2 separate regions of the Mus musculus genome follow, and region 1 is linked to region 2. The links are chromatin contacts, found by Hi-C or POLR2A ChIA-PET in ENCODE. All regions are on one chromosome and are shown on one strand. Each heading gives the region's core, a stretch centred on a gene start or an enhancer-like site at or near the end of the contact. The rest is flanking DNA. Distances are from core to core; before and after follow the strand shown. Region 1 holds the start of Timm9 (translocase of inner mitochondrial membrane 9). Region 2 holds the start of Actr10 (ARP10 actin-related protein 10).

What was found. Hi-C counts contacts between places; a loop is a spot of excess contacts on that map. ChIA-PET counts read pairs that join two places held with the same protein, here RNA polymerase II (POLR2A).
Region 1: a loop to region 2 is called in a map of gastrocnemius, with 19 times the contacts of the local background. The contact joins the promoter of Timm9 here to the promoter of Actr10 in region 2. A Hi-C loop is called at or near these places in 1 of 37 maps with a recorded cell type or tissue (gastrocnemius). POLR2A ChIA-PET finds 5 or more read pairs at or near these places in 1 of 5 experiments (embryonic stem cell).

The regions. Positions count from the first base shown.
Region 1 is chr12:71,134,502-71,140,866 of GRCm38, forward strand. Timm9 (translocase of inner mitochondrial membrane 9) reads right to left here and starts at 2,174. Exons shown (of 5, transcript NM_001286203.2): 1 at 2,054-2,174. 2700049A03Rik (RIKEN cDNA 2700049A03 gene) reads left to right here and starts at 2,347. Exons shown (of 30, transcript NM_001163378.1): 1 at 2,347-3,537; 2 at 5,154-5,227; 3 at 6,364-6,365. The coding sequence starts at 3,339.
Region 2 is chr12:70,933,990-70,940,362 of GRCm38, forward strand. Actr10 (ARP10 actin-related protein 10) reads left to right here and starts at 3,868. Exons shown (of 13, transcript NM_019785.2): 1 at 3,868-4,042. The coding sequence starts at 3,966.

The DNA of each region.
Region 1 (6,365 bases), core at 924-3,423, 200 kb after region 2:
AGGAATAATTAGGAAAACCCATAGTGTAGAATAGCTAAGAAAACTAGACTAGTTTTCAAAAATAAGATGAGGAGCTAGAGAGATGCTCAGTGGTAAGAGTACTCGTAGCCAGGCAGTTAGCGCACACCTTTCATCCCAACACTCTGGAGGGAGAGGCAGGCAGATCTCTCAGTTTGAGGCCAGTCTGATCTACAGCCGAGCTAGCTCAAGACAGGCAGAACTGCACAGAGAATCCCTGCCTCAATAAATAAACCAACCAAGTACCCCTCAAACAAGCAAAACAACAAAAGAGTACTCATTGCTCTTGCAGCAAGTTAGGTTCCCAGTATACACAGCTCACAGCTGGCAGGAGCAGTTCCAAGCAAGGGTCTGCAACTCCTCTCTGGCCTCGTCAAGCACCAGGCAGTCACATGATACATATACACACATGCATACAAGCACGTGTGGTGGCTCATACCTTTAATCCCAGCACCTGGGAGAGGCATTCAGATCTCTGAGTTCCAGGCTCTCAGCAGAGGAGGAGGGAAGGGAGGGAAAGAGAGACAGACAGACCACTTCCAGCTGTGGGACCTGGCCTTTTAATGACATAAGGCAGCTGGCCACTCTCGTAACAATAAAGGCAATTTTTAGATAATTAAGAAAATCTAAATGTCATCTAAGTGTGATAATCTTTGCAGACTGTAATGCCCTTTAGGAGGCACAGGCTGCAACAATTAGGGCTCAAGCTCATGATGTCTGAAACTTATTTACAAATGCTTCAGTGAAACAAAGTGTATCTACAGATGTATTTAGGGAAGGGTGAGGGGAACTTGATGTGAAAATGAGGTGGGGGGGAGAAACATAGTTAAAAAAATGTTGACAAAAAGAATAATAATCCCCTAAACTATTTTTTGTTCAGAGGCTATAAGTCAGTGTTTATTTTGAGAGTTCAAATACTTAATAGAAATTTTTTTATTTTATTATCTTATTATTTTTCACATGATCCTTTAGATTATTTGCAGGTTTAGTTAGGTTGTGGGATGAACAGACAAGGTTGTTTTTTTTTTTTTTTTTTTGTCTTTCTCTCTTTCTTTCTCTCTCTCTCTATCTCTTTCGACAGGGTTTCTCTATGTAGCCCCAGCTGTCTTGGAGCTCTTTGTAGCTAGGCCTAAAGGCTGCCACTACACCCAGCATTACAGGCAACTCTTAATTAACTCAGTGTTAATCATAGCTAAAAGCACTTGAAAATGAATTCCTATTGTTTCCCGATTCAAAGTCTAGCCTCAAGGAAGATGAGAACCACGCTACTTGGGGGGTGGAGTCCCAGGTCTGACATTCGTTACAAATTATTTACTCAGGTCACTTTACTGATTGCTGTTGCAGTTGCTCAGCGTTTTGAAATTAGAGGGGAAAGGTCATTTTTTTTCATATCTAACTTTTATATAGAAATTACAGAAGTTAATTCATCCCTAAGGTCTCTTGCAGCTCTGACATTGCCATTCGGTCTTTTAATACACTTATACAACAAATCATGAACCAACAGATAAATCTACAACAAGAGAAAATGTAATAGGTAGAAAAATGATTAATCTATTATACTTTAAAAAAATACATTTTAAAAGCTTCTAGCAAGGCGTAATGGGAAAGCTCTAAGCAGTGCGTTCTCCAATATGAGACCTGGGAAGGGTGCGAGCCCTTGTACCTAATGACATAAGGCATAGTGTGCAGACAGGGTAAGAGCCGAGGAAGTCTAGATTTTCAGTAAAGGGGCTCCTGTCTGACAGCTCAAGGTCATCGAGTGGCTGGCTACCTTGTAATCTCAAAGCGTGCCCCCAAGCGATCCAGTCCCGGGTGGGCGGTGTCTCGGGGCCTAGGGTCCCCACCCTCGGGGTGACAAGGCCTCCGGGACACGGCTGGCCTCCCGCTGCGCCGCGCTGCCGGTTGCGCAGCCCCACGACCCGCGTGCACGCGGCGTCTCCCTCCGGGGTACCTGCCCGCTCCCTTTCCCGAGTGAAGGCTGTCACCCCACTGGCCGCGAACCCGGGATTATGAAAGCAGAGGAAAGGGACCATACTTAGCCACAGGATCTCGCCTCTGACACCGGGACCGGGCTGAAGAGCTGCGGGGCAGGTAGCGTGTGAGCTCGGAGGGTCAGTACAGAGCGAGCGCCGCGCCGCGGAAAGCTGAGAACACGTGGGGGCAGTGATGTCAAGCATGGCTTCAGACCCTTAGACGCAGATTCGTTACCACGTGGGAAAATGTAGGAAGAAAAGCAAGTGCCCAAGCAAATTCTAAAAATCATCTAAGAATTAACTTTTGTGATTATCTGTTCGTCAGTGCTCTCTGTACTTTTCACTTCCTTTTCCACGGCAACGGAATCTGTCGAAATTTCTAGAAAGCCTAATATGCTTAACCTACTAGGTTTCTAACGGTCTGCAGTTCCTACAGTGTAAATAACCCTTGATAAACAAAAGTGTTTATGGGCTAATCGAGAATTCGCCATTCCTCTAGGAATACTTAGTACTGTGTCCAAACATAAAGGCGATATTCTGCCTTTAAAAAAAAAAAGTCACATCTCCTGGCAGTCTTTTATGTTGGGAGTTTGTTTCCACCCGGACACGAATGGAAGAGCACCAGAGCACTCCCGTTCCGGTCGGGGGGGGGGGGGTTGGATCTTTGCGCGCATGCGTGCTGACGCTCAAGGGCGGGTTTTCGGGGAAGACGGTATTGACCCGCGAACAACCGAAGCTGTTATTCTATCAAAATCAAGACGGCGTGTGTGCCGGACTCTGTGGAGACTCTGAAGACTAAGTTGAGGTGTCCGAAATTGCGTCCTGACTCGTAGAAAGAAATCTACTAAGCTCTTATGAGGGTGGTGTTTTAAAAAACACGATTTTAACGTTGCCTGCTCGTCTGGGTCTCCTTAACAAATCCTAACCCCGCCTCCACGTCTGTTGGGGTTTTCAGCTGCAGCTCTGGGTTTGGAGGAGTGCGTTTTTATTACGGTTCCCGTGGCTTCTCTTTTGCTCTTGGCATAATTCCTTTGAAATTTATTTCTTCGATGCATTAACAGACTCAGTGGGATCAAGACTTTTTGTTTTGTTTTGTTTTTTGTTTTTGTCGTATTTAGCCCTGGATTAAATGTCAAAATCGAAATTTACAGCTTTATGGATATTTTGCCTATAGACTTTCTAAGTTAATGACTGCTTCATAATTATTTTTGGAACTCAGGTGTTTTTCAAATTCACTTCCACCATTACTTCTTTTCCTGGTACTCAAGGAGAAACTGCGTCCTTAAGTTTTGAGAAGCTAGAATTCCCTCTGTTAAGAACGGCGGGACTTGATTTGTGACTAACCAGATGAAAAACGTTGAGTTTAGCCTGGAAAGGGGGCAAAGGCTTAAAATGCCAGCGAGGAAACTGCGAGAGATTGTTTCTCCAAACCAAGGGAATAAATTGGCTGTGGTGGAAGATGAGCTGCCCCGTGTTCCTCCAGCCCTGGCTGCAAATAAACGTCTTGCTGTTGAAACGAGGACTAGTTCTAATGGAACGTTATGTGGTATGTGATTCCAAATGTTTCAGTTTCCCACCCAGTTTACGTTTTCTCTCTCTCTCTCTCTCTCTCTCTCTCTCTCTCTCCCTCTCTCTCTCTCTCTCTCTTCCGAGACAGGGTTTCTCTGTGCAGCTCTGGCTGTCCTGGAACTCACTCTGTAGACTAGGCTGTCCTCGAACTCAGAAATCCACCTGCCTCTGCCTCCCAAGTGCTGGGATTAAAGGCGTGCGCCACCACTGCCCAGCCAGTTTCCTTTTTTTATAAGTCATTAGTCTTTATCACTATTTTGAGTTGTGCATTCCCCCAAATTTAAAGGAGTCAGTGTTTACATTCAAAAATGTAAGATACAAGTCTGGTTTGTAAAGATGTTTGAAAAGTAACTTGGTTCCCTGGGGAAATAGGATTCAGCATGTAGAATGAGAGAGACTTGACTATTTCCTCTTGTGCACCTCTGCCTCCCGAGTGCTGGGATTAAAGGCATAGGCTGTCTGTTAAATCAGAGTTTTATATCAATCTAGTGTTTTTTGGTTTTGAGACAAGTTTTCCCTTGTCCTGATTGGCCTTGATCTCACAGAAATCTGCCTCTTGAATTCTGGGATTAAGGCATGCATTACCATGCCTGGCTATATACAAGGTTTGTTCTGGTAAGTCTCATATTTTTTTTTTTTTCTGCATTGGATAAAATATCTTTTAGGGTTTTCAAAAATACCACTTTCAATTGTGTGTCTATGTGTAGGTGTCTGGAAACGAGTTCAGGTGCCCATGGCAGCCAGAGTAGCTAAATCTACCTAGAGCTAGACTTAACAGGTGATTGGGAGCCGTCTACAGGAGATTCCAATCTCCAGTCCTTTGCAAGATCAGCAAGCACTTTTATCTTGCTCTGCCATCTCTCCAGTCCCTGAAAATGTTTTTTAAAAAAGACATCTCATTTTATTTTACTGAGAGAGGATCACATTGTGAAGCTCTGCTTGGCCTAAAACTCACTCTGTAGACTGGGCTAGCCTCAAACTCAGAGAATTTCCTCTATCTCTGCTTTTAAGCATTCCAGTTAAAGACCTTCCACACCATGGCTGCTGTTAAAACATTTTAGATCTCACCTGCTTACCTTACCTGTTTTAACTCAGCCTTATTTTGTTAAATAATGAGCTATAAAGTCTTTCATTAGAATGTATTTAAATATATCTAATTTCTCTTACAGGAAAGTGACTTCACATTTGGTTTTTACATTAATACAGAGATTCTCAGTTCTTGTATCATGGCTACACAGTTGCTAAGGGTCAGGTTTTGATTTAAAAGCTGCTCAGATTGGACCCGTGGCTCAATGCTAGAGCTTACTGTGAAAAGAGCCTTGGTTGGGTCCCTGGGAAGAATCACAACCCAGCTCTCAGGGACTCTTTTTTTTTTTTTTTTTTTTTTTAAGATTTATTTATTTAATGCATAAGTATACTGTTGCTATCTTCAGACTCACCAGAAGAGGGCACCAGATCCCATTACAGATGGCTGTGAGCCACCATGTGGTTGCTGGGAATTGAACTCAGGACCTCTGGAAGAGCAGCAGTCTGTGCTCTTAACTGCTGAGCCATCTCTCCAGCCCACTCTCAGTGACTCTTTTGCTTTCTTAGGCTCCTTGGATTTAACTTCTGCAAGACTGTATCACCAGCCTCTGTTAGAAAGTCCTCCTGCGTCCAAGAAAAGTGTAAGTAAAAGAATTCCAAGTCACGTATGACAGGGAACGTTTTGATCTTTGTTCATTTTTATCACGTTTTTAACCTTTGCTGTGTACAAGTAAGAATGGGGGGCCATTTTTGTATCTGAAGGTCAGAAGACAACCTTCAAGAATGTATTCTCTCCTATTACGTGAGTCCCAGCAGTCAAGTTTGAATCTTCAAGCTTGGCAGCTGGTTTCTTCATCTGTTGAACCATCCTACCAGCTCCAGCAGTGTTTTATAGATTATGACTTGAAGAGTGTGGGACATACAAGCATCTGTTGAATTGTTAATCTTGTTTTTGTTTGTAAATTAACACCCATCATCACCTTAACATTAAGAAAAAAATTTTTTTTTTCCATTTTCATTTGTGTACACGGTATGTGTATGTGTGTTCATGTTTGTGTATGGAGAGGTAAGGGGCATGTGTACATGTCATGGCTTGAGCTTGCTGTCAGGAAGCATCTTCCATTGCCCTTCCACCTTATTTCATTCAGTCAGGGTGTCTTAGTCTAACTGACCACCTGCCCTTGGGCTCTCCTGCCTCAGCCTTCCTCTCAGGGCTGCAGTTCCAGGCAGGCTGCCACACCCTCCTAGCATTGACTTTGGTTCTGGGGATCCGAGTGCTGGTGAGGCGAGCGTAACTGCTGAGCGTCTCCCCAGCCTTTTATGTTTAGTGGAAAAAAGGAAGGGGAAGAGCAGCATGGGGTCCGTCTCAGCGCGGAGCCCCAGAGATGGGTTCTAGGCTCACACTCGAGAGCCGGAAACCGGAGCAGTAGATGTGACCCACACAGCACAGCCTTGTAAGGCAGCGCGTGACCTCAGTGACTAAGAAAGCCGTGCTTAGGTTGCAGTGTAGACGGTCAAGTGTGGATTTGAATCAGTTTCTTGTTCCACTTCTGTGTGTGTGTTCACTTTGTTACGTCTCACTATTCTGACTGCACGTTGCTCATTCACTGAGAAATCCTCGTGTGCTTCAGAGCAGCTATGGAAGGTGTAGTGTTGGGAATGACGTAAGTAAAGTGTGCAGACCTGCCTTCCCGGGTCTCAGTGCTCAAAAGGCTATGAATGTCACTCTGCTAGTGCTAATTTAAGCTCATTCAATCTTACTCTTTTATGCCCAAAGGA
Region 2 (6,373 bases), core at 2,618-5,117:
GGGGTCAGGATCCAATTGGATGTAGGGTTGGCATGAAGTTGGGTTTGAGGTAGAGTTGGGGTTGACATTTAGGCTGCAGTTGGTTTGTTTAGGGTTGGGGTTCCATTTTTGGTTAAGTGTGAGCTTGGTGTTAAAGTTGTGGTTTGGTTTAAGGTTAGTGGTAGGGATGTTGGGGTTATTGGTGAGTTGGGGTTGATTTGGTTTTATGGCTAGGGTTGGACTTGCATTTGAGGTTGGGGTTAGAGTCCAGGGCTTGGGGCAGGATTGACATAGGCATTGGAGTTACTGATAGTGTTGAGTTCTGGATTGGGGTTGAGGTTGGAGTTAGGGTTGTTCATGGGATTGGTGTTAGGTTTTGGTGTTACATTTGGGTTGTGGTTGAAGTTGGGATTGGTGTTGGATTTGGATTTGGGGTTTGGTTGTAACTGGGTTTAGTGTTGGAGTTAACATAGGGGTTGTGGTTTAGGGTTTGGTTGGGTTGGGTTGGATTTAGCTATTGATATAAGATGCAATTTTTCAAGTTGAGGAGTTAGGATAGATGAAAGACTCTATTTCAAAGAGTAACAGTACCCAGTCTTGAAATTGGCCTCCACAACATGATCTTCCTTTCCACAGCCTGACTGAACTACAGTCAAGTTCTGTCCCCTCCCAATACTGACCTAGTAGGTCTATGTGTTTCCTATTTGCTGTGTCTCCCTCCCCATTGGCACCTCCAAGGGCAAGAATTTGTGATTTTTTTTTTTTGACTGATTCCAAGCCCCTGGCATGGCGTAGGACACTCATTGAACCTGCTTCACTTCCTGTGGGGTACATCTGGTAGGTCTGCTAGCACTGAGGGTGTTTGTTTCTGAAGGTTTTTTATGGCAGAAAAGGCTTTTATGGTGTATTCACAGAGCAAGTTTGCACATTTCTCTAAAATTCTTCCTTTCTCTTTCACGGGTATTTGCTTATGTCTTTATGTAATTATTTACATCTTGGATATATGGGGCATTGAACCAAGAGGCTTATGCATTCCAGGCAAGTGCTTTAACCCTGAGTTCTATTTAGACCCTCTTCTCCCCACTTCTTAAAGATTTATTTATAGGGTGGAAAGGTACATCTGCACCGTGTGTGTGTGTGTGTGTGTGTGTGTGTGTGTGTGTCACAGGACAATGTGCAGGAGTTGGTGCTCTTTCTATGTGTATTCTGGGATAGAATTCACATTTCCAGGCTTAGCAGTAAGAGCATTTCTTTACCCAGTGAGGCATCTCACTCACTGGCTTCCAAAACCTTTTTAATTTGTATTTTGAGTTGGTGTCAAGGAAAGGCTGGAGGAGACATAACGGAATGGAGTCATGTGGATAGGAAGGTGATCTCATGCAACATTTATCAACTCATTGCTTGCCAGGATTCATTTGATTGACCTGGATGGTTGAGCAGTGTCCCCTTACTCCCTTACCACTCCCATGAGTGCCCCTTAGTTAAAACAAGCAAACACCTTCCCCTAGAGGGGAGGAATGATACTCAGTCAACCTTGCATCAGTAGCTATACTCCCAGTTAGAAGAACCTCTGAACAAGATCTCCAGGAAAATACATGAGCCTGGACAGTGGTGTCCACCTTTAATCCTAGCACTCAGGAGGCAGAGAGGCAGGCAGATCTCTCTAGGTTTGACGCCAACCTGGTGTACAGGGAGTTCCTGAACAGCCAGGGCTATGTAGAGACCCTGTCTCAATCTCCACCCCCAAAGGAAATGACCCAGACCCAAGAGAGCTGAGCATGGTGGCTCATTCCTTTAATCCCATCACTCAGGGCTCCAAGGCAGAAGGTATACCTCAAGTTTGAAGCCAGCCTGAGCTATAGAGTGAATTCCAGGCCAGCTCTGGGCTATAGAGATCTTACCTCTAAAAACAAATGGCAAAGCAATAAATAAATAAATAAATAGCCCAGGTAAAAACTTTAATGGTAGCTACAGATCCATGATTCTATGACTTTTAAAGTTAGATTCTCTTAAGGATATGGTTTATAAATAAATTTGAAGATGATTGGTCTTAAAATTAATTGAAAATGAACTTGCTTATTTCTCTTCTCTGAAGAAATTCCTTTGTAATGAGATTATTAGGTGATTTCATGAGCAGTATTTCATAGGTTTGCAGTGAGAAAGGGACTGAGAAGATGAAGATCAAAGGTCACACAGGTTAAGCATGTTTCAGGCTTGAACATAGTTTATTGGCTGTTTTAATGTTCTTGTTTGAACAGTTTCTATTATCTTCAGTTTTCAAATTAAAATGCAAATACATTGTTCACCTCTTTTCGTTTCCATCCTCGCTCTAACCCTTCCTGTGCCACACCTTTGCTCTCTCAAATCGATGGTCTCTGTTTCTTTAATCTCATTACACACACACACACACACACACACACACACACACACACCAGCTTGTGTGTGTCTGTTTATGAATATCATGGTTGGGTAAGACTGGTTTCCCTTCTTTGAAAGCTTGTATGGAGCCTTCTGGTACCATGAAAGCTAGTTCTCAGGGAGGAGGCTTTCTGGTTAGAACCTCTGGGTCCTCTGTCTAAAGTGCATGGTGTCTTAGCAACAACGACTTATCCTCAACCTCTGCAATGCAACTAAGAGCAACAGCAAAGCTTGTTTGGGGAGTTTCTTGGACATCTCTGACAAACTGCTCAAACAGCATCTCCTTGCCCAGTGCTGGGATTTTTGTTAGATGACTGTGAGAAAATGTCTCTTTTGCAGACTGTCTGGACAGTTTTTTCAGTTGGGTCAACATTCTTTGCTTCCAGCCAGCAAGAGAAATAAATCAGGGTTTTTTTTGTTTGTTTGTTTTTTTAATGTACTCTTAAATCTTTCTTTTTAAAAAATACTCCACAAGAGGTTCCATTCAAACATCTGAGATTATTAAGGAATATATTTGTTTTGTGTTCATTCTTTTTTTCTTTCTGCTAAAATAACCACGATATTCTCCTTATTAAATTTTTATTTATTTGTTCTCGATTTCATGTATATGCTTTGATCATATCTTTGCATCTTGCCACCATGACACCTGGTTTCTCCTCTTCTAGAAATCCAATCAATCTCCCCAGCAACAGGCAAGAACTGCTGTCTTAGTAACTATTCTATTTCTGGGAAGAGACAACATGACTAAGACAACTCTTATAAAAGGAATCGTCAATCGGGGACCTGCTTACAGTTTTAGTTAATGATGGGGGGGTGGGGTGGCGGGCAGGCATGGCAATGAAGCAGTAGCTGAGAGCTTTACATCTTAATTGCCAGGCAACAAGGGTCCGGGGTGGGGGTTGGGGGCAGAGGAGGCAGGGAGGAGAGAGCTGCGCCTAGTGTGGGCTTTTTAAACCCCAAAGTCCACTCCCAGTGACACACCTCCTCCAAGGTCAAATCTCCATATCCTTCCAAAACTGTTCCAGTCCTCGGTGACTAAGCATTCAAACAGATGAGCCTAGGCGCGCGGGGGGGGGGGGGGGGGGGGCGTTCGCATGTAAACCACCACAAATACTGCTGTAATTAAGGAGCATTTCCGCCTTCCCAATCCAAGTTTTGAATTTAGATCTTAGGATCCTTTTCTAGAACTGCTTCGGGGAGAGTGAAAGCCAATCTCTTCTGAGCAGACTCTATCTTGTGTGTTCATTGCGGCGACTAAATGTCATGATAAACGACCAACACAGAACTGGAGAATGAGAAAGCGATCTCAAGTTCCTGCCTCCCCTCCTAAGCCGCTAAAAATCCTTACTACGCCGCGCAGGCGCCCCCGGCCGCTGAGCGAGAGGACCCGGGAGGCTCCGCCCCTCTAAGGTGTCCGGCGCGCCTGACCGCCTCGGCCTCCGCGACGTCAGGCCTCTCCTTGGCCAGCCCGGGTCCTCGGCTTTGTGAGGACCCCGCCCCGCCCCCGCGCTGAGGCAGCCCCCCCGCCGGGCGGACCACTTCACCCTCTCTACGTCGGTCTCTCAAAGATGCCGCTCTACGAGGGCCTTGGGAGCGGCGGCGAGAAGACAGCAGTCGTGATCGACCTAGGAGAAGCTTTCACCAAGTGAGTGGCCATGGGCGGCTGTGGGCCCGAGGGACGTGCCGGTGGTCCCGGACTGGCAACCGTCTTTAGGCCCGCTGGGCACCCGGGACCTTCCCCCGGCGATCCCGCGAATGCTAGCTCACATCGTTGCCTTAAGGCAAAGCTCAGTCCACACTCAGTGATGAATGTGTTGTCAGGGAGGACTCTCTTGGGCAATGCGAACCTGTAGGATCTGGTGGCCTGAGTGGGATCTGGACTCCTAGAGAAGCCCAGGAAGCTCGGGGAACGGTGTCCCCCACCCCACCCCCGTCTAAGGTGATCAGGGGCCATCACTTTAACTTTTGACAGCGATGACCCAGATTGTGCTTGCCTCTGGCTGGGTCAGATTGGAAGGAAACCATCGAATTGTAACGCTTGCTGACTCTTTCCACCATAAAACATTTATGGGATGGAGCCCCATTGGTTCTGGAAATAGATTGTTCTCCAGGAGTGTAGGAAATCAGCTATGGAGCCCTGGCACATGAAGACAGGAAGCCGCATAGAAATGAGACGGGAAATTGTTGGTTACCTTATAATACTCTTAGACCCACATTTTGCACTTTAAAAAAGCAGTTTGTAAGCACGGGAGTAGTGGTCCTCGAAGTGGCAGTCAAAGGTAGAGATAGCAAAACACAAATTCACAAGCCTTGGAACATCTGGACAGTATGAGAGGATGCTGGACGGTTTTAAGTTCTTTGGACCATCCATTTAAGAGTCCTTGTATTGGACTCAAGAACAACACAGAATTACATGACATATATGTATATATAAAGTGATGTTGTGTATGAAATACATATTAGGCTCCAGAAAGCTGAGAGTTCCATCATATATACATATTATGTGTTTGAGGTGAAGTTATATATGAAACAGATGTGTGGATTATTTTTGCATATTTTAAACACTTCCTAACCTGTAATAGATGTTAAGCAACTATTAAATAAATGGTCATAAGAACAGACTTAAAAATTGGTCCTTAGAAGCTACAGAATTGGATTAAACATAGTTCTTGATTATCCTCTCCTTCTCTGACTCTCCCATATTCATCTTACTTTTTTAAAAAACATTAATATAATAAGTAGAGATTACTACCTGAAAATAATTATTGTGGCTATACATTGAAAATATAAATTATTATATAGGGATGTGATTGAAGACAGAAGGACATAAAAGTTTTCAAAGGCAGAACTTAAGCTACATCATTACAAAGTCCTTGAGGACTTTGAGGAGCACTGAATATAAGTAACATTGAAGTGAAAATGGAGAGAGATGTCTAGGCACAGGGGAACAGTGCCCAGGCGGGGGAAGAAAAAAAAAAAAGGTGTGATTTCCAATATGGTCATTTTAGCAACCTTTTTTCCAGCACAAAAGAAATGTGGCACTGACTACTAATTTTTCTCTTTTTCTTTTTCTTTTCTTTTCTCTTTTTGTTTTTTTTTTCTTTTTGAAATAGTGTCCAGTGTGGCCCAAGCTGCCCCAAACTTCTAGTCCTAGTGCCTCTGCCCTCCTGAGTGCTGGCATTGTTCATGTGCCTACTGTGCTTGGCTTAAACCAAGACCCACAAGTTGTCTTCTCCCCTTCCTATGTGCACTGTGTCATTCACGCACCCATGCACATAAACACAGGAAATAAATACTAATAAAACCAGTGTCCATGTCCTAGTGTGAGTGTAGGCTTGTTTGAGTTCATCATATATGAAATGATTATAATTGTCAGATTCTCATAGTTTAAGAAGATAGTCTTGGGGCTGGAGAGCCAGCTCAGTGGGTAAGAGCACTTGCTACTCTTCAGAGAACCTGGGTTCAGTTCCCAGCACCCATGTCAGATAGCTCACAGTTACCTCACAATTCCAGTTCCAGGGAATCTAATGACCTCTGTGATCACCAGGCGCGTATGTAGTGCACATACATACACATATGGGCACAACACTTATACACATAAAATGATTAAAGAAAAAAAAGTCTTAAGTAACATGCTAACGGTTACTTTATTAGTAATAGTACTTTATTAATATTAAAACTAAGAAGAGAATGAAGAGATTATTCATGTGCCGTGTGGTGAGTGACATTTCTGTCAATGAGAGATCACATATATGATGTCATGGCTCTTCAGTATCACATGTGGGTTGTCTATGACCAGAGTTTCTTTATTCTGAATAATTGTAGTTCCTATTATTCCATGTTTAGATGCATTTAGGTACACAACCACTTACCTTTTGTATGTTTTTATATACTTAAGTATACAAACACCTTTGAGTTATACTTGCCTGCAGTATTTAGTATGGCAACATGTTCTAAAAGTGTGTCGTCAAACAAC